Regions from separate parts of the Mus musculus genome. Here regions 1, 3 and 4 are each linked to region 2. Evidence: chromatin loops called from intact Hi-C (ENCODE). Cell type or tissue: left cerebral cortex. All regions are shown on one strand. Each heading gives the region's core, and the rest is flanking DNA. Links, peaks and the distances in the headings are about the cores only. Region 1 holds the start of E130308A19Rik (RIKEN cDNA E130308A19 gene). Region 2 overlaps Snx30 (sorting nexin family member 30). Region 3 holds the start of Snx30 (sorting nexin family member 30). Region 4 holds the start of Inip (INTS3 and NABP interacting protein).

What was found. A loop is a pair of places that touch in the nucleus more often than their neighbours do. Peaks named below come from ENCODE experiments on the same cell type or tissue, not always from the same donor. Only the 100,000 strongest peaks of a DNase experiment are listed, where the experiment ranks them.
Region 1: it touches region 2 in a loop (4-fold over the local background); 17 of 42 quality-filtered maps call a loop at or near these places.
Region 3: it touches region 2 in a loop (5-fold over the local background); 12 of 42 quality-filtered maps call a loop at or near these places.
Region 4: a loop joins it to region 2, with 11 times the contacts of the local background. A loop is called at or near these places in 23 of 42 quality-filtered maps.

What each region holds. Positions count from the first base shown.
Region 1 is chr4:59,621,996-59,629,720 of GRCm38, reverse strand. E130308A19Rik (RIKEN cDNA E130308A19 gene) reads right to left here and starts at 3,510. Exons shown (of 4, transcript NM_001015681.2): 1 at 3,230-3,510. In left cerebral cortex, for the core only: CTCF peaks have their summits at 3,364 and 3,681; DNase peaks (open chromatin) are centred at 2,969 and 3,495; H3K4me3 peaks cover 2,148 bases; H3K27ac peaks cover 1,224 bases.
Region 2 is chr4:59,867,378-59,875,102 of GRCm38, reverse strand. It overlaps Snx30 (sorting nexin family member 30), which reads right to left. Exons shown (of 9, transcript NM_172468.2): 3 at 6,755-6,865. Among named protein-coding and RNA genes, the nearest start is that of Slc46a2, 44 kb to the left of the region's middle. In left cerebral cortex, for the core only: a CTCF peak has its summit at 4,001 (motif pointing right); DNase peaks (open chromatin) are centred at 4,008, 4,619 and 5,270; H3K27ac peaks cover 504 bases.
Region 3 is chr4:59,804,333-59,812,057 of GRCm38, reverse strand. It overlaps Snx30 (sorting nexin family member 30), which reads right to left and starts at 6,408. Exons shown (of 9, transcript NM_172468.2): 1 at 5,833-6,408. The coding sequence starts at 5,988. In left cerebral cortex, for the core only: a CTCF peak has its summit at 3,484 (motif pointing left); DNase peaks (open chromatin) are centred at 4,811, 5,058, 5,255, 5,649 and 2 more places; H3K4me3 peaks cover 1,616 bases; H3K27ac peaks cover 1,508 bases.
Region 4 is chr4:59,782,907-59,790,631 of GRCm38, reverse strand. Inip (INTS3 and NABP interacting protein) reads left to right here and starts at 6,777. Exons shown (of 5, transcript NM_001013577.1): 1 at 6,777-6,904. In left cerebral cortex, for the core only: a CTCF peak has its summit at 3,787 (motif pointing left); DNase peaks (open chromatin) are centred at 3,790, 4,175 and 6,171.

The sequences.
Region 1 (7,725 bases), core at 997-5,996, 240 kb after region 2:
ACTAAGCTTTACCAAACAACAGAATTTACACAGTCGCTAGCCAACCACAGTCCTCATTATGGAATCTATGCAGTACATTTGTTTCCTAGGAAACCGACCAGAGCACAGACAGAGTGCAATTTCAGACTAGCCAAAGAATTCTCCAATCATGCTGGTAAATAAAGTCCATAAATCAACTAATCAGAAGCAAACTCAAGAAGTATCACAGAGCAACTAAGCTCTGTGGAAACTTAAATCAGGAGGGGACGGGGCAGGGGGTGGGGTGGGAGAGAAACCTGTGGGGCTTCTTCCAGTACTATGTAGAACCCTCAAGTAAATATTATGAGCAGGTTTCTTTATAAACACAAACTGTCATAAAATAAACTGTTCCAAATAAATGGCTTCTCTCCAATCTTCAGCTTCTTTATTTGACAGTATTTAGGAGGGAAAGCTTCTTCAGAGCCAGCCTCATACATCTGGTACCAGGACATTAATCCAAGAATGAATTCTGCATGTCAGCAAGCAGCACGGGCTTGTGCTCTCAGTGCAGAATGACAAGACCTACAATGAGCAGCTCCTATCACACCTCTCACCAGGCCACAGAGAAGGGGGTGCGTGGGGGGAAGGATGGAGTGGGGGGGGGACGGTATGGGGGGGGGCTGGGGACAATACAGGCAGGACATGGACACAGTCACGACCAAAAGTCATCATAGGAAAGAACAAGTCATAGGAAAAAGACAAGATGAAAATTCACAGGTCTCTAAAGAGCAAATCTGTTACCTCACAGTTTTCTATTTTATTACACTAGTACCAAGCATAAAAGTACTGAAAAAGCCTGTAGACTTTTAAGTCTCCCAGATTTAACTGAGGACAGCTTAGTGTTGCTTAGGAAAACAACAACAACAACAACAAAAAAAAAAAACCAGCTAAATGGCAACTTCATTTTAAAGGCTAGTTGACACAAATTTTCTGCAAGGAGCATTTACTTGTTGTAAGGTTAAAAAAAATCAGGACAAAAATTAATTTATATGCCTTCAGACACCAACTGACTATATATATATATATATATATATATACACACACACACACACACACATATATAGCTACTCTGGAATGCTTCTGATTACACCATTATTAGTAATACAGAAAAAAATTAGTATTGACACACCAGTCAAAAAGAAATGAAAAGGCAAGGTATTATCTCTCAGGCAGCACAGATACAGGCACAAGGTGCCAGCACACCCTGGCACTGTTAACTTCTCCCCCACTTCACAGAGAAGCTTTGTTAGTCTTATCGCTGCCACTGACGGTCTAATAAATACATAAACAAGCAATTCAGCTTGCTAGCCTGTCTTCTTTAGTATTTCAACCAGTGCCAAAGAGCTGCAACTCTGACGCTGTTCTAGAACTCTCTGTTCCTGATAACAACAAACCCAATTCACGACTCCTCTTTAAGCTTTCTATAAGAGAGGCTGGAAAGGTTTAGGCCAGAGTGGACCAGAGCTACACACTAAGCTCTGTCCCTTTGTATAGTTTAAATCCATTTACCCAATCTAGACCGGAAGTCACAACAAAACCTGATCAACTATGGTAGAGGAAACTGCTTCTAGATATTCTAGATATCAAGTGTGTATAAATGTATATAGTCTGATAACTTATAAAAATTCGGTATACAATATCATTAATCTAATGTAACTGGGGCAAGAATCTAGGGTAAATTTTCCTCTCACAAAAAAGTCACTATTTTAAGCATATTAAATTCTTTTATGAAAAAAATAGGGTACTTGAATAAAAGTACATTGAATTGTATTTTTTCTTAAAATTTTAACAACTTAATAGAAATTTAAGGAGCTTTCATACCATAGTATTTTTCCCTTCAAATTTAGATTTTCTTTTTAAAGGAATCTTCCATTTTCTCCAAATGGCTGTTTAGTGCTCCTCAAAACTATTAAAAACAAAAACCATTTCCCGGTAACAGTCAGACTTATGTATGTCAATATGAATTCTCACAGTAGACAAAAATAAAGTTTCTAAAAGTGAGGAACAAACAGATTAACATAGTGCATAACCCAATACCTACATAGAAACGTGAGTCTGTGAAATGAATTTTATGAATGCTTAATGTACTTCATTTATTATTTGATCATTTATGAACACATAGCAACTGTTCACGAAGTAAGCCAGCTAATCAAATAAGAAAAAACAGAGCTACTACCTTCCACCTTTCAAAACACTATATCTAACGTACAACAACCCTACCCTTGGTTTGTACGCATGTAAGGAATAAATGTATCATGTAAAATAAGGAAATACCGCTGGGAAAAATCACTTCTAACATCACGTTCTCTTCATATGCTATGAAAAAAAAAAAAATCTCCTATCTTAAAACGGAAAACAAAGGTTTTAGCCTGCATGGAAAGACTATCATTGTTTTACTCTCTAATGCAAGCCCTACCATAAAAGCTGTCACTACATGACACTCCAATTAACTGTTTAGTAGGTAGACTACTCTATCGGTGATAATCCTAAGGACCACAAGAAAAAACTTTACTCCACAACTTCAAAACAATTTCTTTAAAAATATTAAAAAAAAAAAAAATCAGCCATGTTCGATTTTCTCCATTTAAGTCACTGCCTGACCTTTAACATTTTAAATTAAAGTCAGCCGTAAGAAAACCACAAACATTTTTTGTTTGTCTGTTTGTTTGTTTGTTTGTTTCATCTGATGTGTTTGTTGCTGGTCAGCTCAACCTCCTCTCTCCAGGACACTAGGTTTCTTGATCTATTTGATAACAAACCCAAATCACTGTGCGCAGCCTCAGATTGGGGGGAGCTTTTGGGAGAAAGCCCTCCTCCGTTAGAAACAATAAATAAGGGAGCAAAGCGCCGCACGTTCCTTTACACGCCCCACACGCACCTCCCGGTACCTCCGGACAACCAAGCTAGTCCGGCAGAGCCCCGAGGTGTCTCAGACTCTGCAACTAGCTAGGCAGACCGTTCCTCCTCCGTCCCGCCCTCCTGCCCAGCTCGGGGGACGCCGGCGCACCGACAGTCCCCGCCAAGACGCCGCCGGCCGCGAACCGGTGCGCGCCCCGCTCTGCGCCCGCAGACCCCTCCGCCCCTAGCGCCCTCCCGCCTCGCTGGCCCGGAGCAGACAAAAGGAAGGTTCTGAGGGTCACGGCGCGGCCGCCCACACACAAAGAGGCCCCGCGCCCGCGTGCTCCCCAGCCCCGCGCGGGCTCTCACCCACCTGCAGGTGTCTGTGCGTCTGTCCATAGGAACGCGGGCGGTGGGGCCTGCGGGAGCCCGGCGGCCCGAGCTGGACGGGGAGGGACGGCGGGACGGAGGGCGGCAGCACCACAGCCGGAGGCCCCGGGGCCGGAGTCGGTGAACCGGGAAGGGCGCCCCACGGGCTGCGCGGCGGGTGACGGCGGTGGTGCGATGAGAGGGGGGGGCGCAGGCGCCAGCCTGGCTCGGCCACCGGCGCGCGCCGCTCCGTGCGCCCCGGGCTCCGCGCGCCCGGCTTGGAGCGCGGGGGCGGGGCCGCGCGGGGCGGGGCCGGAGAGGGGCGGGGCGGGGGCTCGGACCCCAGCTTCAGCCGGCACCGGAAGCGCTCCTCAGGCGGCGGGACCTACAGGAAGTGTGTAGCGACGCCCGCGGAAGGCGCTCGACCCGCGGCGCTCGCTGCCCTGAGGGGGCGCGGGCCAAGCTCCTGTCAGCGACGCGAGCAGCCCGGAGCCGGCCGAGCTCGGCCCCCGTCGCTCCGACAGGTACAGAACCCACGCACGGTCTGTGCCACTTTCCACGCGTGTCCGCTGTCCTGGCCTCCGCGCACTTCAGCCTAAACACTTGAAGTAAGCAGAGCTTGATCGCGTTAGAGGTGTGTGACACCTCAGACAGAGTTGTGCCGGGTGGCCTGGGACCCGCAGTGTACTTACTCCATAGTGTCCTAATGTCCCACCGCATCGCATCCACACACACATCTAATAAACTGGAGTTCCCAGGGAAAAAAATAAAGAATAGTGCAAGGTGTTAAAGATTCTACACGCCTTAATAATTTATTTATTGCCTACCCATCAAACTTAATACCCTCATGACCTTAGGAAACTCTTTAATATGTCTTTTTTAGCAGTGGCTAAAAAAGTGGTTAAGAGCACTGGCTGCTCTTCCAGAACACCAAGTTGATTCCCGGCAGTATCTCACAACAGTCTGGAGTTCAGTCCCCGCGGTACGACAGAGCGGTGCAGACGTACATGCTGGCAAAACGACCACTAATAATAATAGTAGTAGTAATAGTAAAAAGAAGGAAGAAATGTATTGTCAGCTGACCTCTAGCTTCCACTGATTCAAAAGCTACAAATCTCATCAGTACCTGAAACTTGTAAATTTGGCCCACTTTGCTGTAATCCACCAACCTGCAGGCCTTGCCATTTGGTAATTGCCTTGATTTTATGACTTCCTTTTTTCTGTAAATAATAATAATAATAATAATAAAAGCTAATGTAACTACTTCCACAGTGGAGCATGTCTTCCAGGGTAATCTGAATCCATGTTGCTGGCCATCATTTGTATTTGGCTCAAGAGTAGACTCACTGAGCTCAGAGCTGTACTTTGGCATCTACACATTCATCCCACCCCAGGAGTGGGGCCGTTGTAACAGCTAAAACTCTCAGAGGTGCTCTGATACACAAGGCACTAAAAGCTACCTACACAGCATGGCACCACTGAGACAAGGCTGTGTGTTTAAAAACCCCTTTCATAGCACCTCCCAGATATGTCTGTGCCAAGCACTTAGTAAGTTGTTAATTCAGTTAGTCCTAGGAACGCTACAAAACTGGTGCTACTAACATTACTATTCTATAGAAAATTTGATACAAAATGTAATTTTTTTTATGTGTGTGGGGGTTGTTCTGCTTGCATGGATATCTCTGTGCCAGAGATGCCCTCGGTGCCTTCCCAGGCCAGTAGAGGGTGTCAAATGTCCTGGAACTGTAATTCCAGATGGGTGTGAGCTCCCTCCCGGGTGTTGGGAATCAAACCCAGGTCCTCTGGAAGAGCAACTACTGAGCCATCTCTCCAGCCTCACATTTTCAGGTACCTACTGAGAAGTGATATTGCAGTTCATAAGATGGTTGTAGTTTTAGTTTTCAGAAACTGAGGCTTAGAGAAACTAAGAAATCTTGAGAACATAGTTTGTTATTGGAGCTCAGAGTCATCCACTGCTTCCAGGCTCCCTTTTCTCCTCACAGCACTGAGCCCTTTCCAAACCATGTCTAATGGTAGAAAGTCAGACTTAGAAATAACCTGATTAGCCTTAGGTACTATCCACATCTTGGTCTTACCCCTCCTGTGATAAGAAATCTCAATCATTCCTAGGTGAGAAATGAGAATGTGACAGATTGTAAATATAATTAGGCAGTGGTGACACACTTTTAACCCGGGCACTTGAGAGGCAGAGGCTAGCTACTGAGTTCCAGGATACCCAGGGCTACACAGAGAAACCCTGTTTCAAAAAAAACATTAAAAAATAAAAAGATTTAATATATTTAACATAACTATATACTAAAAGTGATTAAGAAACTAAATTTTATATTCTACTTTTGCCACAATTAACTGTATGTATTTGCTATTAAAAATGGTCATTCTATATACCAGTTTGTCGAACTTGTAGATTCCTTATCTGCAAAACAAGCAACAAGAAACCAAGCAATGAAAAGAAACTGCTACTGAAAACATTGTAAAACAGATATCTTTAGCTGTCTCATGGTGCTGGATAGTTTTATGTCAACTTCACACAAGCTGGGGTTGTCTAAGAGGAGGTAGCCTCAATTGAGATAATGCTTCCATAAGACCTGGCTGTAGGCAAGCTTGTAAGAAATGTTCTTAATTAGTGATTGATGTGGGAAGGTCCTGCCTACTATGGTGGTACCATCCCTGCTCTGGTGGTCCCAGGTTCTGGAGGAAAGCAGGCTGAACAAGCCACGGGGAGCAAGCCAGAAAGTATCACTCCTCCATGACATCTGCATCAGCTCCTGCCTCCGGATTCCTGCCCTGTGTGAGTTCCTGTCCTGACTTCCTTTAATAATAAACTGTGATGTGGAAATATAAGCCAAATTTAAGTGCCTTACTCCCCATCTTGCTTTTGGTGTTTCATCACAGCAGTAGTAACTCTAAATAAGACACTACTGGAAAGAGTTATTAAATAGAAAGGTGGTCCTGGTTAAACACCTCAGTGCCTCAACTGAGGCTGTTGATGAACCAGATTGTCTTGAGCAAAATCAGATTAAATTGGTTCCACCAGGGCCTACAACTAAGCCTTGAACTACTTCCATCCCTGGCTGGTGAAGTTCCAATATTCTGTCTGCGAAAAATAAATCTTTGGTGGAGGAGCTTTTAAAAATAAAATTTAATACGTAGTATCTGGCATCACATATGATAAGAAAAAAAATCCAAAATGAAAAAGACGACAGTCCAAACATATAAATATGTCCCAGATGTCCTGGTCAATAGACCCTTAGAATAGCTGTGATTAATATGATCAAGTCATACATGACAGAATGGAGGATTTTAGTATACATTAGGATTTTAAAATAACCAAATAGAGCCCACTGGGGACATATAAACCAAGACCACAATAGGGTAGTTTGAATATGCTTGGCCCAAAGAGAGGCACTATTTGAAGATGTGGCCTTGTTGGGGTAGGTTTGTCACTGTGGGTTTTAATACCTTAGTCCTAGCTGCCTGGAAGCCAGTCTTCTCTTAGCAACCTTCAGCTGAAGATGTAGAACTCTCAGATCCTCCTGTTCCATGCCTGCCAGGGCTGCTATGTCCCTACCTTGATGATGATGGACTGAACCTCTGAACCTGTAAGCCAGCCCCAATTAAATGTTATCCTTATAAGAGTTACCATGATCATGGTGTCTATTCACAGTGATAAAACCCTAACTAAGACAAAAGTTGGTACCAGGAGTGGGGTAGTGCTCTTATAGGCCTGATTATGCCTTTGTTTGGCAGAATGTGGATTTGGGAACTTTGAATTTGGAAAGCAGTGGAATCCTTTAAGTGGGGCTTAACAGGCTATCCTAGTAGGAATATGGAAGACTTTGTTGCTGAGAGTGATTTAAACTGGGCAGACAAGGCAATGAAGTTTCAGTGAAGAATTTCAGTATGTGGAATAGAGACTGTTTTTCTAGTATTTTGGCGAAGAATGTGACTGCTTTCTGCCATTGGCCAAAGAGTCTGCCTGAGACTAAGGTGAAGAGATTTAGATTAACTACTTTGAAAAAGGAAGCCTCAAAACAGCTTGTTATAAATTCTGTCACAAGATTACTAAAGTTCACTCTTATGAAGAACATTTTAATGAAAAGGAGCAAGCTGAGAAAGGAAAAATACATATGGTTTAAGTATTAAAGGGACACTAGGAAGTAGAAAGGAGCTGACTCCTATGTTCTAGAAGATAACAGATTAAGGGAGTAGGACTTTGGGGCATGATCCCACCCAGCTAAAATTAGGTTCAGGCAGGGTTGTACACAACTTTAATTTCAGGAAACAAAGCCAAGCAAATCTCTGAATTCAAGGTCAGTTTGGGACAGAGCAAGTTCTAGGTGAAGAAAAGCTTAAGTACACGCCTTTAATCCTAGCATTCAGGAGACAAAGCCATGCAGATCTCTGAGTTCAAGGACAATCTACAGAGCAAGTTCTCTGACAGCCAAGTTTAGGCAGTGAAGGAGTTGGAAAACTGAAAGC
Region 2 (7,725 bases), core at 1,686-6,685:
TTCAGGAAAAGCAAACCTTCATTTTGCAAGTCAAACTGAACACCAAAGTGTTCGATAAATGAACGTAAAACATCTCATCTCCAGAGCCTGTGCGTGCCCGTCTAATTGTCCATGTGTCTGCTGTGCAATGAGCCAAGGAGCAAAGCAGCAGCGAGGCCAGTGAGCACATGTAGTGCGCACAGCAAAGGATGATGGCTGCCTGGGGTGGGGAGGGAGCTACTTAACTCATATACATTCAGTGCTATACATGATAAAGCCTCTCCAGTGTACAGCATTCTGTGCACTTAGGCCTATGCTATGAAAGAGCTCAGGCTGTAGCCCGGTGGAAGGTGGGAGACCCTAGGTTTGATCTCTAATACTGCCGAGGAAAAAAAAAGGTAAAACAGAACAAAAAGAAACATAATTTTAGTTCTCAGAGAATAAATACAAAGATTATATTTTTATAATTTGTTATGGGATATATCATGTTAAGTATTCATACGCACAAGGATACTTCGGAAGGGGATAGGTATGTCTTGACTGTGGTAACACACTCACGAAACTGTCCACATGTAAAATGTACATGTGTATTAATGTACATCAACTTAGAGAGAAACAACGTGGGGCAAAGCCTCTATTCCAGATTTTCTGACGCCACCATTACATGATAAAAAAGAGGAAACTGTCTCTACAAAGAGCAAACACTCCACACCACACACCTCCAGCTCCCAGCACATATGGTGACTTCTTTCTGCTTTTAGAATTCCAGAGGAGCAAAGCAATATAAAAGAAAGCAAAAACATTGCAAGACATCAGAGGGCTCTGTAGGTTTTGAAGCTGTAATTTCCCCTACAGACTCACAAGTTAAAGGCTTGGTCCCTAGGCCGTGGTGCTATTTGGGAAGGTGGCAGAAAGCTAGCTGGAGGAAGCAGGTTGCTGTCTATGTCGCTATCCCGGGTCCCTCCTTACTCTGCTCTGCTCCCTGGTGGCTCTGAGGCGAGCAGCTTCAGACACATGCCCCCAATGCTGGGATACTCTTACAGGCCTCAGGCTCAGAGCAATGGGTCCAACTAAAGGGCGGGGTTGGGAACTTTAAACCAAAACGCATTCTTCCTCCTTCTGAATGGTTTCTGCAGGCATTTGTCAGGGTTGAAGACTTTGACAGCCCATGTGATGTGCATTGTTTGGGATGTGGTTCAGTGGTGGGAGGAGCCCTGTTAACCCTCAGAACCACAAAAGGGGGTGGGAATGGGGCAGGCATGATACTTTAAGCAGGCCAGGATTTGTGAAGCCAAAGTAGAAAAGACTGAATTGAAAGTCAATCAATTTATAAATCATCTTGTGACTCCTCAGGAAAAAAAAAAGGGGGGGGGTCTAAGGAGCAAACTGTGTTTTTCCATCAGAACCCATAAAGAATGCCAAGTTTGCAGTCAGAGACTGGAAACAAAGCAGGTATATTATAGTCCATGGGGAGAAGCAAATCCCGCCTCTGGGTGCTTTCCCAGAGCCACTATTTAACTGGCTACAACTTCCTATGGCTTCACTCAAGTCCCACCCCTTCCTCCACAAGGACCTGGAATGGAACACAGGGACCTGCTCATGCTGGGAATCGTTCAACCAGAACTTTATCTCTCATTCTTTTCAAGAAATGGTTTTATCTCCACACTCCCCGCCTCAGCAGTCAAATCAGAAAGCACAGCCATCCTCACGTTTAACAACAGCTAATCTAAGATAGAGAGAAGTAAACTGACAGATGCCTCAAGACCACCGTCCCCTAGGTTTCACAACCAATTTGAATAGATTCTAAAGTTCCTTTATTTACTTACTTACTTACACGCACACAGAGTTAATTTTTAAAGGGGCAAAGAGGGGACTAAATAGATGGCACAGGTTTGCTTCCTAGTACCCATGTCTGGTGACTCACAACCACCTGTAACTCCAGCTCCAGTGACAAGGGACATCCACACCTCTGGCTTCCAAGGACACTGGCACTCACATACCCACAAACATATACATAACTAAAATAAATCTCTAAGAAATTAAATGGAACAGACATTTCTCTAAGAAGACATGCAAATATCCACCAAGAACATCAAAGGATGTTCTCAGTTGTCAGGCAAATGCAAATTTAAAAAAAAAATCACATTATGATATCACCTCACACCCACTAGGACAGCTATAATTAAAGACAGATAATAATCATTGTTTGTGAAGATGTAGAGAAACCAGAACTCACACACCATGTGAGGGGATGTCAAAAGGCTGGCAGTACCTCGAATGATTACATGCAGAATAACATATAATTTAGTAATTATACTCCTAGGTCTGCATCCATATAAATAATACTTGGCCACAGGAAGACTTATACACAAATGTCTGTAACAGTATTATGCCTAAGAGCCAAAGGAGAAAACAAACAAAATTCCATTTGAGGGTGGGCAGACAAAATGTGGTATGCTCACACACAGACTATCACCTTACGGTAAGAAGGAAGTCCTAGCCAGTGCTCCACTGTGAGTGACCCTTGGAACATGCTGAATGTAAGAAAGAAGACGACACCTGAGAGACAGAGGTGAGGCCACCAGGCTCCAGAGAGGACAGTGACAGCGAGGACTTTGAGGTTTCCCTCTGGGGTGCTAAAAGGTCCTGACACTGATTTGTTGGTTGTTCTACAAATCTGAATACACTAAAGCTTTGAAACGTACATTTCAAATGACTGGGCTGTGCAGATGTGGCTTCCGTGGGACTTTTTAAAAAGGAGGGATCATGGGGCCAGAGAGAAGGCTCGGTGGCTAAGAGTGCATTCAGCTCTTGCTGAGGGCCCAGACTGAGTTTCCAGCACCCACATGGGGCAGCTCACAGTCACCTATGTAGAATTCTGTCCCCAAGGAATATGGCTCCCCTTTCTGACCTCCATGGGCACACACATATGTACATAAAAGTAAAAATAAGGTCTTAGACAGGTGGTGATGGCGCATGCCTTTAATCCCAGCACTCAGGAGGCAGAGGCAGGTAAATCTCTGAGTTAGAGGCCAGAGAAAGTTCAGGATGGCCAGGACTACACAGAGAAACCTTGTATCAAAATAAAACAAAACAAAACAAAACAAAACAGAACTCAGTGATGAAGAGCACTTGTGCCTTCAGAGGACATGGGTTTGATTCCAGCATCCGTGTGCTGATTCACAACCATCTGTAACTGCAGTTCCTAGAGATCTATTCTTGTGAGCTCCTTGGACACCAAGCACACATATGGTACACATGCATATATGCAGGCAAAACACGCATAAAATAAGTCTAATAAAGAATTTAAAAATAAATTCTCTGTTAAAGGAGACAACAAAACCTAAACAATAATTATGCCGCACACTTACCTAGTTCTCCATTTTTGTTAAGGTTTAGTTCAGATTTCTTTAAAAAATATATTTTTATGTGTATGGGGGTTCTACCTACATGTATGTCTATGTTTCCTATGTGTGCCCAGTGACTGTGGATACCAGAGGATGCCGGATCCCTGGAACTGGAGTTATACTCAGCTGTGAGCCACCATGCACATGTTGAGAACCTGGGTCCTCTGCAAGAAGAGCAAGTGCTCTTAACCTCTGCGCTGATGAGACAGCCGCCTCTGTTTACAGGCGACACTCAGTTCTCAGGCAGAGGTCCCTTGTCTATCTTAAAATTCTTCACCCTATCTACGTTCCTACCAAGATTAGCTACCGGGTCTAGTGAGGACGCAGCTGCTGCTTAGATACTGAGAGGTGACTTCTAACAGTTTCTGTAGGATGATGTGTTCATTCCTCATTTGACTTCTCTATTTAAACAGAAATACTTCCCTGAATTAAATCTCTCTACTTCAGCTAAGGGTCAAGGTCTTGTGAAGAAACTTAAGTCTCTGCCTGCTTCTAAAGCACTTCCCTGCCCACCACACTGCCCAGCCACTGGAGACTACAGAAGACTATCTGGATCCTCCAGAGACACATACACTGCCTCGTGGGAGCTACAGACTGGTGGCACTACATTTTACCAGCAGGTGTCACTCTCGAGCTTTTGAGTCTCAAGTGCCAAACCAGAAAGAAAAGAAACAGAACAGCCAAGAGGGGAGCAGGGCTTGGGCAACAGTTTCCCTGCAAAGAGCAAAGAGAGAACAGAAACCCCTAAGTCATGTGACCTGGATTAACAGTTTACTGCGGTGGCTTTCTACTCCTAAACACCTTACTCCATCTTCATGGTCTAACCAAGAAAACCTTGAGACAAATGTCCACTGAACCTTGCTAGCAAACCCCAAAACTGTCAAAGGTTGTCAAAGACCAGGAAAACTTGAGAAACTGTTACAAGCAAAAACTGCCAAAGGGGTTATGTATGACCGATGTCCTGGTAGGGAGCCTGGAATGAAACACATCAGGCAAAATACTCACCTCGGAATAAAGTACCGAGTAAACAAAGCTTATCAAATGATGACGCCAGCTAGCCCATTAACTGGGACAAGCATTTCACATCTGTGCAGAATGTTAGCCATGAATGCAACTGGGTACTGAGTATGGGAAACCCTGTTCTCCTATTTTTACAATAACCCGAAAACTCTTCTGAAATAAAAAGCATATGTTTAAAAAAAATTACCACTAGCTGCCAATTTGGCCAAGTAGGATTCTATTTTAAGGTCTTGTTCCGACTGCTTTAAAATGGCTGCTTCTTTTTCAGGCACGTTCTTAAGTGACTGGAGGGCAGAAAAGTAAAGAAGCAGACTCAAAAGACCAGACAGGACTTAGGGTGGCAAAAGAGAAGTCTGGGGACAGCGGATTCCTGCGGGCCCCATTGCCTCCAGCCCTGTCCTGGCCACAGGGATCACCTTACCTCAAAACCCTACAAACATCCAGTATTCACTGCACACATAGCCATGGTGGGTGACAGAGGTGAGAAGGTGAAGATACGACTGGGAACTGGGCAGCCCCTGGGGTTAGTCAATCAAGGTCTTGTCAAAGGATAAATTGGCCTTTGAATAGTCATACGCTCTAAACTTTCCTAAAGTCTCCAAAGACAAGTAATAATTATCTTAACTTAAAGGCCTTGGAAAACTACCCAATGTATATTGATTATTAGGTCTTTAAAATTTTAGTTATCACCCATTTTAGAAGGGGGGGGCAGGGAGTTGTACGGGGTGGGTCCATTCACGTTGCTTCAGTACAGAGGAGTGAGTGGTTTTCTTGCTTGAGTTTTAAATAAAAAACTGTGGTTGTGAAGGGATGGTGTGCCAGATTCCTGTCCCCATTGGCCACAATCTGAAGCGTCGGCTTTGCCTTCTTGGTAGGCAGCCAAACCTCAAGAAGAATGTCTGCCAAGTGGGAAAAGCAGTTTTGGTCGGTGAGACTCACTTCCAAGCATCAATCTTTTTGCTTTTTGTTGTTGTTTGTTTTTCCAGACACTGTCTCGTACAGTAGCAGAGACTTGATGGAACTCATTATGTAGCCCAAGATGACCTTGAACTCACAGTAATACTCCTGCCTCTACCTCCTCAGTGCCAGAATTATAGATGTAAACCAGAATGCCCAGCTACCAAACTTCAGTCTTTTAAAGAGGTGGGGTATTGGGATATTTCCCTTTTCAAAAAAAATAAAGACAGACAGACAGAGACAGACAGAGACAGACAGTAATAATACAAGTGAAAATCAGAGCCAGGCACCATAGCTGTACACAGGGCTGAGGCAGGAGGATTGCCACAGGCTTGACGCTAACTTGGGTTAGATAGTGAGTTCTGGGCCAGCTTGAGAAATAAGATAATATCTTGTACTGGGAAAAAGAAACTTGAGCAGGGTGGTGTAATCCTGTAGTCCTAAATACTGAAGGAGCTAACGCTGCCTCCAAGTTCAAAGCTCTCCTAGGCTACAAAATGAGCTCAAGGCCAGCTTGAGTAGCTTAGTAAAACTCTGCCTCAAAGAGTAGGGGTCCAACTCGGTATAGAGCATATGAAGAGCAAGTATGAGTGCCCTGGTTTAACCCTCAGTACCACATAAGAGAGAGACAGACAGAGACAGAGGACAGATGGAGAGACAGAGACAGGGAGCGGGGAGATGGCTCAGGTAGTAAAAGATCTAACTGAAAAGCTCCATAGGCCAAGTTCAGTCTCTGGAACCCATGTGAGAAACTGTGTGCAGTGGTGCACATCTGCAACCCCAGCACTCCTGCAACTGAGATGGGAGGCAGAGGCAGGAGACTCACCACACGCACGCACCAGCAGCCGGGACTACAGGGAGCAGCAGAAATAAGAGAAACCATGCAACCAGGTGGAAAGCAAGAGCCAACTCCTGAAGTTGCACTCTGACTTCAAATGTGTGTTATGACATGCATGTGTGTGCAGAAACACACACAGACATATACACATGCACAAACATACACACACACATACATAAATAGTGTTTTGTATTTTTTTTCTTTTTTAAAGAAAGGAGGATGGGGGGATGGTATGGGGGACTTTTGGGATAGCATTGGAAATGTAATTGAGGAAAATACGTAATAAAAAATATTAAAAATTTTAAAAAAAAAGAAAGAAAGGAGGATGGGAGGAAAGAAAAAAGTAAAAATCCAGCCCACCTTACCTAGCAGGCTGGCAGTGCAGAGTAGAAGCTGAGAGTGTGAGACACTTCACCTCTATCTTGCATGCACTCTTGGTGAGTGCATTCAGTATAAAATGCTGAGTGAGCCCATCACTGCTAAGAACTGAGCACTACCCGTGTGGGTCTAACTCGGGAAAAGATAGAACAAGCAGCAGTGACTTACTACCTACGGGAATGAGATGAGTGGGCTGCGACTCTTCCAGTTTGTTCCTCAGCCAGTCGAAATCCTGGTATCGCCGACGAACAGAATATTCTGGCAAGTCAAACTCCACCCGTGTGCTCTGCAAGTAAGAAGAGAGAGGGGAGTGCACATGTGAGGAGGAGTGTTTTCTGGCCAGGGGAAGGAGACACACACTTTCAGAAATCAAATAAGGCGAAGACACCCCTCCTTCCGCCCATGCACAGCTGAATGGCAGTTTACCAGCAGGCTGCACAGTCAAGGAGCTAGGATGGAGCCTGACACAGTGGTGCTCGCCTTTAGTCCCAGTACTCAGGGGGCAGAGGCTGACAGATCTCTGAGTTCAAGGCCAGCCTGGTCTAAAAGGCAATTTCCAAGATAGCCAGGGCCACACAGAGAAACCCTTTGTCTTAAAAACCAATCGATCCATCCACCCATCAATAGGAGCTAGGAAACATAAGACCTTTGGTTTGGCTTGGGTTTTTGGGTTTTTGGGTTTTTTGCTTTTTTTTCTTTTTTTTTTTTTTTTGAGGGGGATGTTTTTTCCTGCCCTCAGGAAATGAAACTCAGTTATTCTTCAGAATTGTCTAGAACATTTGATTAATTTCCTCCAGCTTAACTCTGAAAGGGTTGTAGGTTTTTTTCCCTCCTGAATAATGTAATTTCACATACTGCTGAACCAACACAAATCGGCGAGGAGGAATGGTGTTTCCCTGTTGCACATGCTGACAAGCTTTGCTGAAGGGACCAGTCAAGCAGAGACCACAGAACACTGCTCCCTCGGCACACAGTCTAAGGCACTCAAGGCAGATGTGAAGGAAAGCTGCGAGTTCAACGATAGCCTGGCTAGCCTACATAGGGAGTCCCAGGCCAGGAAGGCTACATAGTCAGACAAAAACAAAAACAAAGGGAAAAGAAAAAGGGAAGGAAGGGAGGGAGGGAGGGAGGGAGGGAGGGAGGGAG
Region 3 (7,725 bases), core at 892-5,891, 62 kb after region 2:
AACGGTAAGGTCTCCACTGAGCTATTCTCCCATCCCAGTTGACTTTGGAAGTCATCTTCTGCCTGCCTGATCATGGAGGTGCTTCTAAAATATTAGTAATATCCAATGTCTTAACATGTAGGGTTAGGAGCATGAACGTTGATCTATCCCTCCACTGACAAAAGTAATGTCTAACTCTTCACATTCCACAGGCACATTTCTAGATATACTTAATTTGTATCTAGAAATTTCACTTTGTAAAGTCCCTCAAGCCAAAGGTAGCTGGATTCTAGCTAGCTCTGCCTGATCAGTCACAAGCATGGGTGTGGGTATCCGACCCAATTCCAGCCAAGACAGAGCTTTGCCGAAACTATCAGAAAGAGGGACCCTTGTTGCAAGTGTCAGATTCCCAACATCATCAGCACCTATCCTAGCCATGCCTAAAGCCAAAAGTATCTGGGTCCCTTCAATAGCAAAGCTTGTACACTTTCCTAAGGCCAGCTTGCTTTTTTGTTTTGTTTTATGCTCTTTTAAAAGAATCTTAACTAGGGGCTAACAAAATGGCTCAGCAGGTAAAAAGCACTTGGCACTGATTCTGCCAGCCGATAGCCAGAATTCGATCCTCAGGAGCCCACTTAAGAAAGCCTGGTGTCTCTCACCTGGTGTCATCACAGCACCTCCAGATAGGGGGTGGAGGTGAGGGTGGAGACAGGAGAATGGCCCAGAAGCTCACAGCCCAGCCAGCCTGGATTAAGTAGCACCACAGAAACAAGAAACCCTGCCTCAAAGAGGCAAGGGAGAAGGGACTCAAAAAGTCGTTCTTTGATCTCATGCACACAAGTGCGTCCACATACATCAGTGGAAAAAAGATTAACAATCATAGCTAGGCGTGGGGATCCACACCTTTAATCCCTAACACTAGGAGGCAGAGGCAGGGAGTTCAAGACCAGCCCAGCAGATCTACATAGCAAGAACCTGTCTCAAAATAAAAAAATAAGCCGGGCGTGGTGGTGCACACCTTTAATCCCAGCACTCCGGAGGCAGAGGCAGGCGGATTTCTGAGTTCAAGGCCAGCCTGGTCTACAGAGTGAGCTCCAGGACAGCCAGGGCTATACAGAGAAACCCTGTCTCGAAAAAAACCAAAAATAAATAAATAAATAAATAAAAGAATGATGAACATACATGTCTGTGTGTGCAGTGTGGGGGCCAGAGGTTAACAGCGGATGTCCTCAGTCACGGTCCCCACCACTATGGTTTCCAGCTTCCAGATCACAGAGATCCACCAGTCTCGGCCTCCAGAGTATTGGAATTACAGGTGTGCACCAGTACATCCAGCAAGCTCCAACTTGTTTTTTGAGACAGTCTCTTGCTGAACCTGGAGTTCACCAGTTCAGCTAGACTGGCTGTGTGTCAGAAAGATCATCCTGTCCTGTTCCCAGAGTCACTGATGTGTGCAACTGTCCTTTATATGGATGCAGGAGACCCGAGTTCAAGTCCCCATGCTTGCACTGCAGGCACTTTCTGAGCAGAGCCATCTGCTCATCCCCAAACCCCATTCATTCCCTTGCTGGCCTTGAACTCTCCACCAAGGATGATCTTAAACTCCTGCTCCTGCCTCCCCTCCCAGTGTAGCACAGTGTGGGTGCCACAGTTGTATACTGCCATCATGCCCTGCTCATCTCTGGTGGGGTCTGAACTCCAGCCTAGGACAAGCTAGGCAAGCTCTCAGCCATCCAAGTGGCCCCACGCTGCCCCTTGGAGGCACGCTTCATTCTTTCTGTTCATCCAGAAAAGAGTTGTTCTAGGAACCAAGATTATTTACTAAAGCTTCAAAATCCCCATTCTCAGAATCTTCAAGGTTCTGCAGCAGGTATTGTAGAAGGAAGGTAGCAGGGCAGGAAGGGGACTTCGGGACCACTGGCTGATGGGAACCGGACTTGGGTAGGCCTTTATGAGAATTTGAGACTTGAATAGGCTTAAGGAAATGAGGGAAGTGGCAAGTGGATGAATGTCAGGTGGAGGGCACAATGGAGAGAGGCCTGAAGAAGGCAAGCTGAGTCAGGAATCGCCTGATTCTGTGGGCCTGGAAGGACCCTGGGGAGCACTGGCCTTCACTCTGCCTGCCATGAGGACAGTACAAGGTCTTGAGCAGGAAGAAGTCAAGACTGCACTCGCAGACGGCTGAGAACTGGCTCTGTGATCCACTATATTAGCACGTTTTATTTAAATATGGAATTATTATTATTATTATTATTACTACTTGGGGTTTTGGTGGTGGTGGTTTGTTTTAAGACAGGGTCTCCTGGCTATTCAGTCTTGAATTCACTGTATAGCACTGGGTTTAAAAGTTAAAGGTTTAGGAGGCTAGAAGAGATGGCTCAGCAGTTAAAAGCACTGGCTGCTCTTCTACAGGACCTGGGTTCAGTCCCCAGCACCCACATGGGCAGCTCACAACTGTTTGCAACTCCAGTTCCAGGGAATCTGACATCTTCACACAGACATACATGCAGGAAAAACGCCAATGCACATACAGTATGTAATTTTTTAGAAAGTTAAAGGTTTAAAGAAAAGCTATCAAAGATGACAGGGTAAGATCTGGATTTCCCAAACTCAATGATTGAAATGTAAAAGAAAGCAACACCTCGGTGGCAGGAAGGTCAGGAAGTAGGTGGTGAAGAAGGTGGAGGTGTGTGGAGAAGTCCTAACTGAGGACTGGAGGCTGAGAGGAGTCAAGTATTCAGTTTCAGAATGAACACGCAGGCAGGAGGCTGAATCACAGAGACACTGCTCAGAAGACATGGACAAAGGTAAAACAGCCCAGAAATAGGTCAAGTGGTTTTATTTACATTTTAACTGGAGGGGGAAAATGAAGGGATACATAGCCTGGTGGGTTTGGGTAGCATCAGAAGGACACACCCATCCAGCCCTCAGTAGACAAGAATTCTTCCCACTGCACTGCGATTTGGACAGTGTGAGAAGGAGGTGGATGGAGCACCCACCACACTTTCCTACACCCAGAACAAAAAAGGCCATTCGGAAGTGTCAGCTACACTGCTAGCTAGCAACGCCATCTGAAGCCAGAGAAAGCAACTCCCTTCTGGGCAATAACCTGACACTGTCTCCAGCCTGCCAACGCCTTCATGCCCCTCACCCCCCCAGAGCCAACCCTAAATCCTTGTCTGGGATGAAACCCCAATGTCTAAAGAGGCAGGGAAAAAGGCCTCTTCTCACAAGACTGAACACAGCACCTGATGCTACCTCCTGCCCTCCACGGGCACTTATGATACCTAAACAAGGTGAGGGTGGGCAAGGGAGCTCCCCCCAAACTGTCCTCATTTCTGCAGCTGGCTGGCATCTCTTTCCTAATATTTGGGAGGGGTTGGAGAGATGGCTCAGCAGTTTAAGAACTTCCTACTCGTCCAGAGGAACTGAGTTCAGCCTCCTTCTCAGGAGGCCCACGGAGCTTGTAACTCCAACTCCAGGCAAACCAACACCCCCTTCTGGCCTCTGAAGGACCTGCACACACCCTGTATCCATTCACACAGAAGCACACACCCAGACACATACACGTACAAAATAAGTCTTGTTTTAAAAATTGTATGAGGATACATGTAATAAGAGAATGCTACTCGCAATCGGAGAGAAACTAGAAGTCTTAGCCTCTGAGGAAAAGTGGCTGACTGTAAATTGGGCCCTGGAGGCTTGGGTCATTTAGATGCTCTCCACAGTTGTTAGGATATGTATTAAATTAATGTTAAATAATTAATAATAGTGCCTTCAAGACTCTCAAAGAATAGATCCTGTGAAGGAGACCATACATAATCAGGCAAGGGCCTTACTGCCAGCCAACCAGATCTTAGTGGGACAGAGCATTTACCTTCTACTAACTAGTAAACTGGCCACACTTCTGAATTAACTATCCAAGACTGGACCACAAGGAAATATTCAAATATTCAAAACAGCTTTATGTGAAGCAAGGGATATAGCCCAGTGGTAGAGCACGTGCCACGGGTTCAATTCATAACACACACACACACACACACACACATATGCACACACATGCACGCACACGCACGCACGCACGCACGCGCACGGTAGACTAGAAGCCAGGCTCCAAGATGGCCTCAGTGATCTCCATTTCCTGGTATTCTCTAGGATTCATACCCTCTTCCCACACTGTGTCAGTGTCCCTCTATAAGCAACAGAATCCAGCAGAGGTATGTCACTTTGAGGATCAATATTTATAGGGATGGCTGGAGCATGGGGCTGTCTTGGATCATCTTTTCTACTGTGGCCTGTGAAGAACCATGGGAGTGAGCCTAGAAGTGACGTTAGAGTACTCCCAACCCAGCCTTCAGATGATGGCAGCATCCTGTAGGTCTTACTCAGAACCTCCCAGCTTCCTGACTCACAGACAGCATTTTCGGGTGCTAAATTCTGAAGTGATTTCTTACACAGCAGTAAGGAAATAATTCAATTTCCTTCAGAGAACTGAGAATTAACCTTAGTTCCCATTCTACATCCATTCAAAATCAATGTCTCTGCTAATAATAAGAAAAAAATTATCATTCAGGCATTCAATGATCACTCTTTGAATGTCAAACATAAGGGAGGGTTTGCAAGCTGCCTATGTTTTCACATAATCTTAAAATCTATAAAAAGCAATGACCACAGAGGTACCAGTGTGAACGCAAGAACATATTTTGAGCTGTTCAATGTATCCATTTCATTAGTTTAGGCTTTATAAATCCCTATCACTTCCCGGTCATTCTGAGAGCTTAGGCCCAGCAAGTCACACTCTCCCATAGGAAATGTTACCTCCCACATGCCTTTCCCATCTAAGAGAAGAAGTAAAGTTAAGTCTCCCAATTCCACTCATTCCATTAATACTACGGAAAGGAAGAATTCATTTACTATTTTAATAGGAGGAAGAGACCCTGATCTCAAGTGCTAAGAACAATTGGAATGTCTGCAACTCGTGACTAAGTGGCAGCAGGAGCGCAGATACAATCGCTGCTCAAAATCCTGGTCACAGCTGAAATGGAGATGGGGGCGGGGAGGGGGGAGATGCAGTCTCTTCCTCCTCCCCACGGGACTTTGCTGTCTCTCAAAGCAGCAGGAGAGTATAGCAAAACGACCAAGAGCCTCCCTCTGCACAAAGAAGGTCAAAGGGCGAGCTTGCTTTCCGTCAACCACAAAACCAGCCACTGCCAAACCTAATCAATGTGGTTCGCTATAAGAGGTGAATGAAGCCCTAGACAGAAAACCAGAGACTCTCCTCTAGCCGCCGCTGAGGTCGGAGTCAGGTGACTCCTGGGGCAAACAGCAAACCTAAACAAAGATCACTCCCCACATGACCGACTGGGGAGAAGATGAGCAAGGCTGCTCAGACCCACCCCGGAAAACCATTAGCCATTAACTCTTGCTTTTTTTTTTTGCAGTCCGGGGAAACTGGAGGCGCCAACAAGTTATTCCTATTCTGCAGCTCCTCTTCAAGGAATGCACCTAGAGGGGTGAGGGACCTCATTCTCGGGACACAGAGGCGAAGTACCGCAGCACACGCCCCGGGTCCCCACATGCTTGCTGCAACCCGAACCCCTCCCCACCAGCTGTCACCCGCGCTCGGGGCCACTCTCAGCCAGGGAAAACACATGCCCTCTGGCCGCTTAGCCTGCAGCTGCGACCCCGCGGGGGCAGTGAGAGGACAGGCTTTGGCCAAGGGCTGTTGGGGCCAAAGCACGCCTAACCTCCGGGAAAGGGGCGCCAGGATGAGCGCGGCCCAGTGTCAGGGGTGGTCCTGGATCCATCCTCCTCCCGCTCCGCCCCAGGAGTCCCCAGCCCCAAGCGCCCCACCTTGTCACCGAAGCTGCGGGCCATCAGTAGGTCCGGGCTGGGCGTGCTGTCGCCTCCCACGGCCTCCTCGCTGCTGGAGCCGGCTAGCGGGTGCGGCATGTCGCGCAAGGACTGGGGCCCCGTGGACGGCAGGGCCTTGGGGGGCCCGCCCGCCATGGCGCGCAGCGCTCGGGACCCGGGCCGCCGCTTACTCCCGCAGCTCTCCGCCCCACTCGGCCCGAGGCCCTGCACTAGCTGGTGGTGGCAGCCTCCGCCCGATGCTTCTCCTGCCCGCGAGGCTGAGCTTTCCCGAGCGTTACACCACAGCTCCGTGGGCTAAGCCGCGCCAAACCCCAGCACCTCCGACCCTGCGCCCTGCTAGCAGCGCCACGCCGCCCACGGCTCTCAGCCCCGCCCCCGCGGAGCCTCTGCCCGCCGGGAGGGAGGGCGGGACGCAGGGTGGGGCGGAGCTTGAAGGAGGAGGCGGCCCGCCCCGCCCACCTCCCGGCAGGAAGTGCGCCCACTGGCAGCTTCGCTGGGGGCTCAGAAAGCATCAGTGTGAGTTAGGATCTTCCAGCCACACTGCACACGCAGAAAGAAATAAAAATGTGGAGCGTGTCTTAGTATCGTAAAGGGTTACGTGGCTCAGAGGAACTAGAGAACATCCAGTAGAAAAACTAGAAGGACATTTAAAGAGGCAGTGTGGTATGTCTTCAACTCCACACTGAAGTCCCCATACCGACTGGCTTCTGCAGCTAAGCGGGGTTTATGTAAGGCGAAACCTCAGAAGCATGAGCATCCGTAAATAGCGTGTGCTACAAATGATTTACGGTCCTGACGTGCACACTTAGCCAACCAGGTCTGCAAGAACCGTGAGGTCCTAGTTGTTTTTCACGCATTGATGGTTCCTATACTGGCCTCGGGCCGAACTGAATTCTCCAGAGCTTTTATTCGCTGCCATGGTGGAGATAGACTGGGCTTTACTTCCAGCTCTTTAAAGTATATCATTGTCCCCTTTTCCACTTACCTGTCACTGGCGCTTCAGTCTCGAAGGTCAAGTTAGAGGGTCATCTGCCCATCTAGCAAACACGTAAATACTGTGTGGGGCTCACTGTGAAGAAAGACATTTTTTCCAGTCCTTGAACTTCTTAGGTTTGTCCAGTTTTCCTGTTAAAAAATGGTGACAGGTTTTAACATTGGGATTCACAAAGGTCTCTCTCTATCTGTCACACTTTCTCTAAAAACAAAACATGTAGAATGCAGAATTGAAACCAACCCAAAATAACTACCAGAGTCTCATTTAACTTCAGTGGCCCCCTTCTGACGTAGTCCAAAGAGTTGAGCCCTTAGTACAGTATCCATTGTCTTTTATCTCCTCCAGAGCAGTCTGCCTTGGTTGGGAAAATAATATTGAAAGGGCACTAAACAGCAATTTTAAATGCTGTATCTGCCTCATGGGAGTGCTAGGGTCTGATCTCCTGAGTTGGGCAAAATTGTCACTTCATTTATATCTAGGAGCTGCCTAAAACTATTGCATACCCTATTATCTTCATTAAAGTAAACAATACAAATATAACTAGAAACGACTGATCTATAGATATCTGGCAGATCTTCTTCTTGAATATTGTTATTTATTTAAACAATTAGGCCACCTCAACATAATGGTGCTCTTAAGATTTCACAGAAGTAGGGCTGAAGAGATGGCTCAGTGGTTAAGAGTATTGACTACTCTTATAGAGGTTCTGAGTTCAATTCCCAGCAACCACATGGTGGCTCACAACCATCTGTGATGGGATCTGATGCCCTCTTCTGATGTGTCTGAAGACAGCGACAGTGTACAGTGTACTCATATAAATAAAATTTTTAAAACAACACTGCTTTTATACAGAACCTAGATTTGACAATGAGGTGAAG
Region 4 (7,725 bases), core at 1,410-6,409, 84 kb after region 2:
CTTTCATCTTCAGGATTGTTTGTCATTCAGTTGTTACCTGTATAAGTAGCGTGTATTCATAACTGGAGCTGCTCTGTGTCTTCCGTGGCTTCACTTAGACCACTGCTTCTCAACCTTCCTAAAGCTGCAACCCTTTAATACAGTTCTTCATGTCGTGGTGAACCCAACCATAAAATGATCTTGTTACTACTTCAGAACTGTAATTTTGCTGCTGTTAGGAATCATAATGTAGATATCTGATACGCAGATTATTTGATATGCAACCTCTGTGAAAGGGTTGGTTGATCCCCAAAGCGGCTTTGACTCACAGGTTGAGAACCATTGCTTTAGATAATGACGTTTTGGAAATCTGAATACGAAGTAGCAGGATATTCTGAGTTGTCTAGATGATCATGATTTTACTGACTAATGAAATGGGTTGTCAGTCCTTTATTTACATAAGGTTAAGAAATTATGGGGCTGCAAACACCGCAAACAACTGCTGAGGGAGGAGACCTCTTGAGCTGTGTGCAAGCCGTGCAAAGGGCTTCCCTGACTGCAGCTTCTGAGTTGTCACCTGTGTTGGGATGGACTTTTGGTAAAAACCCCTCACTTGAGTCATCCCTAGTCCTGTAAGTAACCACAACAAAGATGCATTGGTTCACCAAGTTTAACTTTGGTAGAACTGTTATTTCCCTGTGTTACATGTTCCCTAGTTGGGTGAGCAGATGTATGGTCCATTTTATGTCTCACATACAACATTCTCTGACTCCACATGGTTCACTGTGGCATGTGTGCACTCACACACATACAATAAATAAATAAATGTATGTGATAAAAATGTAAAGGAAATCAGGACAGAATTACAACTAGGAAGTTCAATGGCTTTTTGATTTTGGTGGTGGTTAAGTGCATAAACCACACTCAATACTGAAAGTGGAGAATTTAAAGTGAAGTGTCACAGCTTCCATTTCTAGTGCCGATGCTACCTGTATATAACTCCATTAAGTTGCATAGACTTTAGGTCTGGTTAATATTGGTGTGTGGATTTTTTTTATTTATTTGCAAGGATTTTAAAAAAATAATATAGTTTGCCCCAAAAAGGAGGTCGGTCATTTAGCTGGCCAGAACTATCGTTCTGTAATAGATTTGCCTTACATCTACAAAGGGTCAATGCCAAGTACTGTCGAAAGAAAAGGAGGGAGGGATAAAGGAGGGAGAGAGGATGACCAAATATGTCAGCTTAGACTTCTGTATGCTATAAGGAATTAACAGAAGACAGAGGTGGGATTTGTGGTTTGTTTGTTTTTTAAGTTCATATGGATCTCTGGGAGCCAAGGGCAAGAATACAGATGCAGGCTTAGATTCTGCACTTCTACATATTTACTTTACTTTATTTTTGGCAGTACTGGGGATTAAGCCCAGGGCCTTGTGCCTGCTAGGTAAGTACTCTGCCACTCAGCTCTGACTCCAGCACCTGTCTAAATATTTAAAGGTCATAAATCAAGCTCATATAAAGCTGTGCCTGGAAAAGGACTGAAAGGTGATATGAAGACAACTGCTACTGGTCATATCTGGATAATCTTGATATTTAATTCACAACAAAATAAATATATACATACATACATAGTTTATAAATTATTTTAAGTATATATAATAAAAGAGTTTGTCTTTTTATCAACAAAATAACTATTTGTATTATAATAATAAAATTATGTGTTGTTTTTTATAAAAGCCATTGCCCATTGATGATGGAAGTTGGACAGCTCTTGTACAACTATACATCTTAAGTAGTTTTTAAATCATTTTAGTTTGGAGAAAATATTTGCTCCAGTATGGAAACAACTGAAACTTCTAATTAAATAACTTTAAGCAGTGTGTAGTTTCAGAAATGAGAGGGTGTGGGGTTAGAGAGATGGCTCAGTGGCTAAGAGCACTGTGTGTTCCTACAGAGGACCACAGTTGGGGTTCCAGCACCTACATGTCTGCTAACAGTTGTCTGTCATGCCAGTTCCAGGGGATTTGATGTTCTCTTCTGGCCTCTGCAGGCAGACATGCAGGCAAAACACCAATACACATGCAATAAATCTTTTTAATGATAGGTTGGGGTGTAGCTTAGTTGGTAGAGTGCTTGCCTACTGTCTTAGTCAGGGTTTCTATTCCTGCACAGACATCATGACCAAGAAGCAAGTTGGGGAGGAAAGGGTTTATTCGGCTTACACTTCCACACTGCTGTTCATCACCAAAGGAAGTCAGGACTGGAACTCAAACAGGTCAGGGAGCAGGAGCTGATGCAGAGGCCATGGAGGGATGTTCTTTTCTGGCTTGCCTCACCTGGCTTGCTCAGCCTGCTCTCTTATAGAACCCAAGACTACCAGCCCAGAGATGGCACCACCCACAAGGGGCCTTTCCCCCTTGATCAGTAATTGAGAAAATGCCTTACAGCTGGATCTCATGGAGGCATTTCCTCAACTGAAGCTCCTTTCTCTGTGCTAACTCCAGCTGTGTCAAGTTGACACAAAACTAGTCAGTACACCTACCAAGCATGAGACCCCTGTGTCACATAAATCTAGTATGGTGGTCCCACCTGTGATCCCAGGACCTGGCAGATAAAATCAGAAAGATCGTAAAGTCAAGGTCCTCCTCCACTACATACGGAATTCAGAAGGAAAGAAGGAAGGAAGGAAGGAAGGAAGGAAGGAAGGAAGGAAGGAAGGAAGGAAGGGAGTTGCACTGAAGTTTTTTTTTATGACATATGTGTTGCATATTATATTAAAGCATTTACTCGAGGCTACCATAATACAATATCATTGTTTAGGTATCAGACTCTTGTGCCTCAGTTCTAGGTATTAGAAAGTTCAAGCTCAAGACGCCACAAGGTAGGTTTCATTCTGGAGCATCTTCTCCTGGCAAGTAGCTGGCCCCTCATGCACGACCCCCTCATGTTTGCTTTGGGAGAGAGCCAACAAGCTTTCCAGGCTGGCCTCACACTCAGAGATTCCCCGCTTTTGCTGGGATTAAGGCTGTGTGCTACCAATATGCCAGGCAAAAGTATCTTACGGAGACAAGACACATCATTTTGCTTGTGTTTTTCCAGTGCCTTACACAGCACGTGAGTCATTAGATGTTTGTTGAATGAATGAGTGAGTTTCAGCCTTTCTCTTCTGGAGCGTTGAACTGAGGGCCTCAAGCCTTAGGCAAGCACCCTGGGGCTAATGGTCATCTCCAGCTCCACATGCCAACTTTAACTGGACTTAAATTAAACATTAGTCAACACCGCACCTGCCTGGCATCCTTCCTGGCACTTGGAGAATACTGAAATACTGGAAACTTGGTTCTCTAGAGGCACTCAAATTATAAATAGGTGTTAGGAAATCATACGTTGGCAATCACGCAGCCATTCCACAGGAAACCTAGTGCAGTTCAGAAAGCCCTCTAAATAACCCATGGAAAACACCAGGGTTCAATAGAGCCAATAACGAGGCGGGCTTCAGTCTAATTACAAATTATCACACATTAAAGAATGGAGGATGCATGGCAGCTAGTAGCATATAGCCATGTATCTACTTTCCTTGTCTTCATGCAAAGCAGGAGATGTTCAAGTCCAACCACATATTATCACACAGCCAGGCATGGGGATGCAGAGAGAGAGTAAAAAGTTTGGATACCAGTACCCACTTACAGGTATAATCCTTAGGCGACCAACATCCAATACCTTCACCATCAATTCCAAACTATTCATCTTTCCTTATCTGGTAAAACTGTCAGTTCTCTCATACTGTCCCGTGCTCCGCTCTTTGCTGCCATCTACCGGACAGATCGATGAGTGCCTCCCCCGCCTCGCTGCCCCTCTCTCTCATCAAACCTGCTAGCTATCTTTGTAGAGAAAATATCTTGAAGATAATTCATTCTAAAGGAATCAGGCCATTTTCTCTTACCTAGATGATCCTCTTCCAAGGCTAACAATATCCCAAAAACCAACCAAGCAGACAAACAGCAACAACAACAACAACAACAACAACAACAAAACACTTGCTGCTCTCCCAGAGGACCCAGGTTTCCACCTGTACATTCAAACACATAAAATTAAAACAAACAAACAAACAAAGAGATACCTCTAATCAATGGTTCATACATCCTAGGCCTAGCTCCTCTGGAAGCTGAGTCAGTAGTAGTACTTAAGCCCACGTGCTTGAGAATAGCCTGCGTGACATAATAAGAGAAAGGAGAAAGAAAAGAGAATGCACAAATAGTCTCCTGGGTGGTTCTATGGTTCAGGCTCCTTTTGGTTATACAAGTTCACAATACCTCCCTCCCCTTGTTTTTGAGACAGGGTCTCCCTATGCAGCCCTGACTGGCCTATAGAAGTTCCAAGAACTCTCAAGGAGAAAACAAAATGATTTCAAGGGTTACTAGTCACAAAAATCAAAGGCAAAACAATTGGCCATGAGTAAAATTTATCTTTCTGCTGATCATGTTCCCCCTTTTTAGTCATACTGAACTGGTCAGGGAACTACGAATTGTTTTAGAGGAACTTTCTTCCACTCCTTAAACAATGTTCTTTTAGAATGCCCACTATTTTAATGTGTTATTATTTTAACTACTGTGTAGGCAGTTATAATAGTAAGATGTATGTATTCACGAGGTCATGATCAGGGGAGTAAACATTTTCAGCTGTTAACCCTTTTATTTCCCCCGTTTGGGAATTAAAGAGATTCCTGTGCCCTGGTTCTTGCACTGACTACTTGCGCAACAGGAAAAAAAAAATTCTCCTAAGAATAGAGATCTTATTTATTTTTTAAGTCAGCCTCGGCCTCACCAGGACCTTTTAACTGAAAGAATTTGTTAGGATTTTAAAGCTTGAATAAAGCTGTGTTTTCCCAGCAGATCACAGAAGAGACTCAAACTTTATTACCAACATGCTTTATATTTTCATTAGTTACTGGAACTGGATGTGAAGGCTCAGGCCTGTAAGTGCCAGCATTCAGGAAGTTGAGACAGGAGTTTTCCCATCTGCAGCCTGGGCTACAAAGTGAGTTCAAGGACAGCCTCTGTGTATCAAAACCCTGTCTCAACGGGGGTGGGGTGGGGTGGGGAATCACAATGAGCTGGTTCCAGAGGAATCCCTAATACTTTGACCCTTTAATGCAGTTCCTCACGTTGTGGTGACTCCAGACATAAGATTATTTTCTCTGCTGTTTCATAACTGTAATTTTGCTTCTGTTATGAATCATAGTGTAAATATCTGATATGAAGGATACCTTATATGTTATCCCTGTACACAAGTTGAAAACTGCTATTCTAGGGCAAAGACAATATTCAGAAGTTAAGAATTTGGTAGAGTTTTGGGGTTTTAGCTCAGCTCATTGCTGGATACAATGTAGTAACACCTCTGCTTCCCATATACAAATCACAGGAAGGCATAAACTAATGTAGAGCAAGCACCTAGCACGTGGAAAACATGCAACAATTTTTTTTTTCTGTGAACTAAGTAAATCTTTGGTATTGAACTTACTGTTTCAGTCCTGGACTGTGCATTGTAAACATTAGCAAACATCAATTATTATTTTAGAAATAAGGTTTAAGTAGTCAATACTGACCTTAAACTTGCTATGTTCCTTGTTCAAGCTACATACCTTGGACAAAAGATCCTCTTCCCACTAAATTCCCAAGGCTGGATTAAGAAGTATACACTACCATGCCCAATTTTATGTGGTGTGAGGTATCAAATTCAGGGCCTCCTGTGTCCTAGACAAGGACTCTACCAATTTAGCTACATCTCCAACATCCCAAATATTAATTAAGAGCACAGGTGCAAGTTGTGGAGAGTGGTTGATAATCACAGAACAAATACACCTTAAAACATATTTATGTCTTTTGCATTTCTGTTTATTTGTTTGTTTGTTTGCAAATAGGGTTTCTCTGGGTAGCCCTGGCTGTCCTGGAACTCGCTTTGAAGGTTGGCCTTGAATTCATAGAGCTATGCCTGGCTCTGCCCCCCCCCCCCCCCCCCCACGCCACCACCGCCTGGCAAACGCTTTTACGTCTTAAGGTAAACGTCTGGATTTAGCGTGAGGCTATGCAGCATAGGGTAACTTCCAGTAGCATCTTGGTGTGGCGTTCACTCTTTTGTTTGTTTGCTTTTGAGTCGGGGGTTTCTCTGTGTAATCCTGACTGTCCTGGAGTTTGCTATGCAGACCTGGATGGCCTCAAACTTCGAGAGATCCGAGATCCGTCTCTGCCTCCAAGAGTGCTGGGATCAAAAGCATGCCTCACTGCTCTCAGCCGACACTTTCATTTTTAAAATTCAGATTATGCACACTAGTGAAAACTTGTACCTATTTAGTGCTCACCTTGTGTATAATTATTGACTCAGACGGTAAACAACAAAAATATTCCTGGGATGGTTGTTAAAACCTGAAAGTGTGCTCAACCTCCCTCTGAAGCTCTACTGAAGTGGATTAACATCAGGGTTAAATAAATCCTGACAGACAGACAGACAGACAGACAGACAGACAGACAGACAGACAGCTAATCTCCTGCAAACCTGAAGGGGAAAAAAAAAGAATCAATTTAGGTGCTAGGGACCCTGCTCTATTCCTGCCAATCAGCGTTTGGCTCCGCCCCCAATTGTACGGCCTGCATCTCCCGTGAGCCTCTTCGACTGTCATTCTTCGGAAGGGAAACCCTTTCCGGCCGAAGAAACGCTTAAACTACGAATCACTTGGGGTAGCGTCCGTTGCGTCCAGTCGATAGGCGGGACTTCCGCTTCCAGGGGGCCCGTCAGTCAGGAGGCGGAAGTTGGTGCCGGCGGGAAGGTTGTAGCGCGGTGCATTGCTGCACTCTCGCCGGGTTCTGCGTGGGCGCGCCCCCCTGCACGGCTGCGACCGGACAGCGAGCTTTCTCCAGGCTCCTCGCATTCCGGGTAAGTAAAAAGGACTGGTGACGCCAAGAGAAGGGTGGCCCGAACGCTGGCCACGGGGCAGCGGCCTCGCGCGGCATAGTGTGCGAGGGTTTCTCACTTCCCGTTGGGTTTCGCCCACCCCGCGCGCGGGCGGGGACTCCTGGGTCACCCTGACCCTTTCTCAGGGTGGCCTTGATAGCCTTCGGTACGAGCTCGGCTTCGCCCATGCCGTGCTCCAGCCCCAGCCGTGGGAGACGCGAGTCCTTTCCACCCGGCATCTGCTTAGAGCTCGTGTCTTCGCTCAACAATAGTTCTCTACTTCCGCAATCCCGTTCGCGCCTTGTTTTGTTTTGAGTCAGGGTCGGGCTGTGTAGCCCTGGTTGGCCGGGTACTCGGGGTTCTTCTGCCTCATCTTCCAGAGGGCTGGAATTACCGCTATGCGCGGTCACGTTTTTAAAGAGCACATTTGTTAAATTAGTTTTCCTTCCCCCGCCCCCTCCATCCCCAATCCCGTGTGATTACTTGAATGAAACTCAAGGGTCGAGGAGTTTGTCTTGTGATTCCGGCGTGGCCAAATGCAAAACTTTTATTTCTAAACTTAGAGATGAGCAGGCTTGGGGTTGGAGAGGTGGCTCAGCCGGTAAGAGCACTTGCCCAAGCATTAGGGTCTGTGTTGGAATCTCCCGGCATCCATGGCCGAAGACAGACACCTGCACCCCAGAGCTGAGGGAAGGCAGAGACGGAGGATCGGTGAGGGTGGCAGCCTAGCTCCGGGCTCAGTGAGAGACCCTGTTTTCAAGGGAAGAAGGTAGAGAGTGATAGCACAAGGCATCTGATGCCTT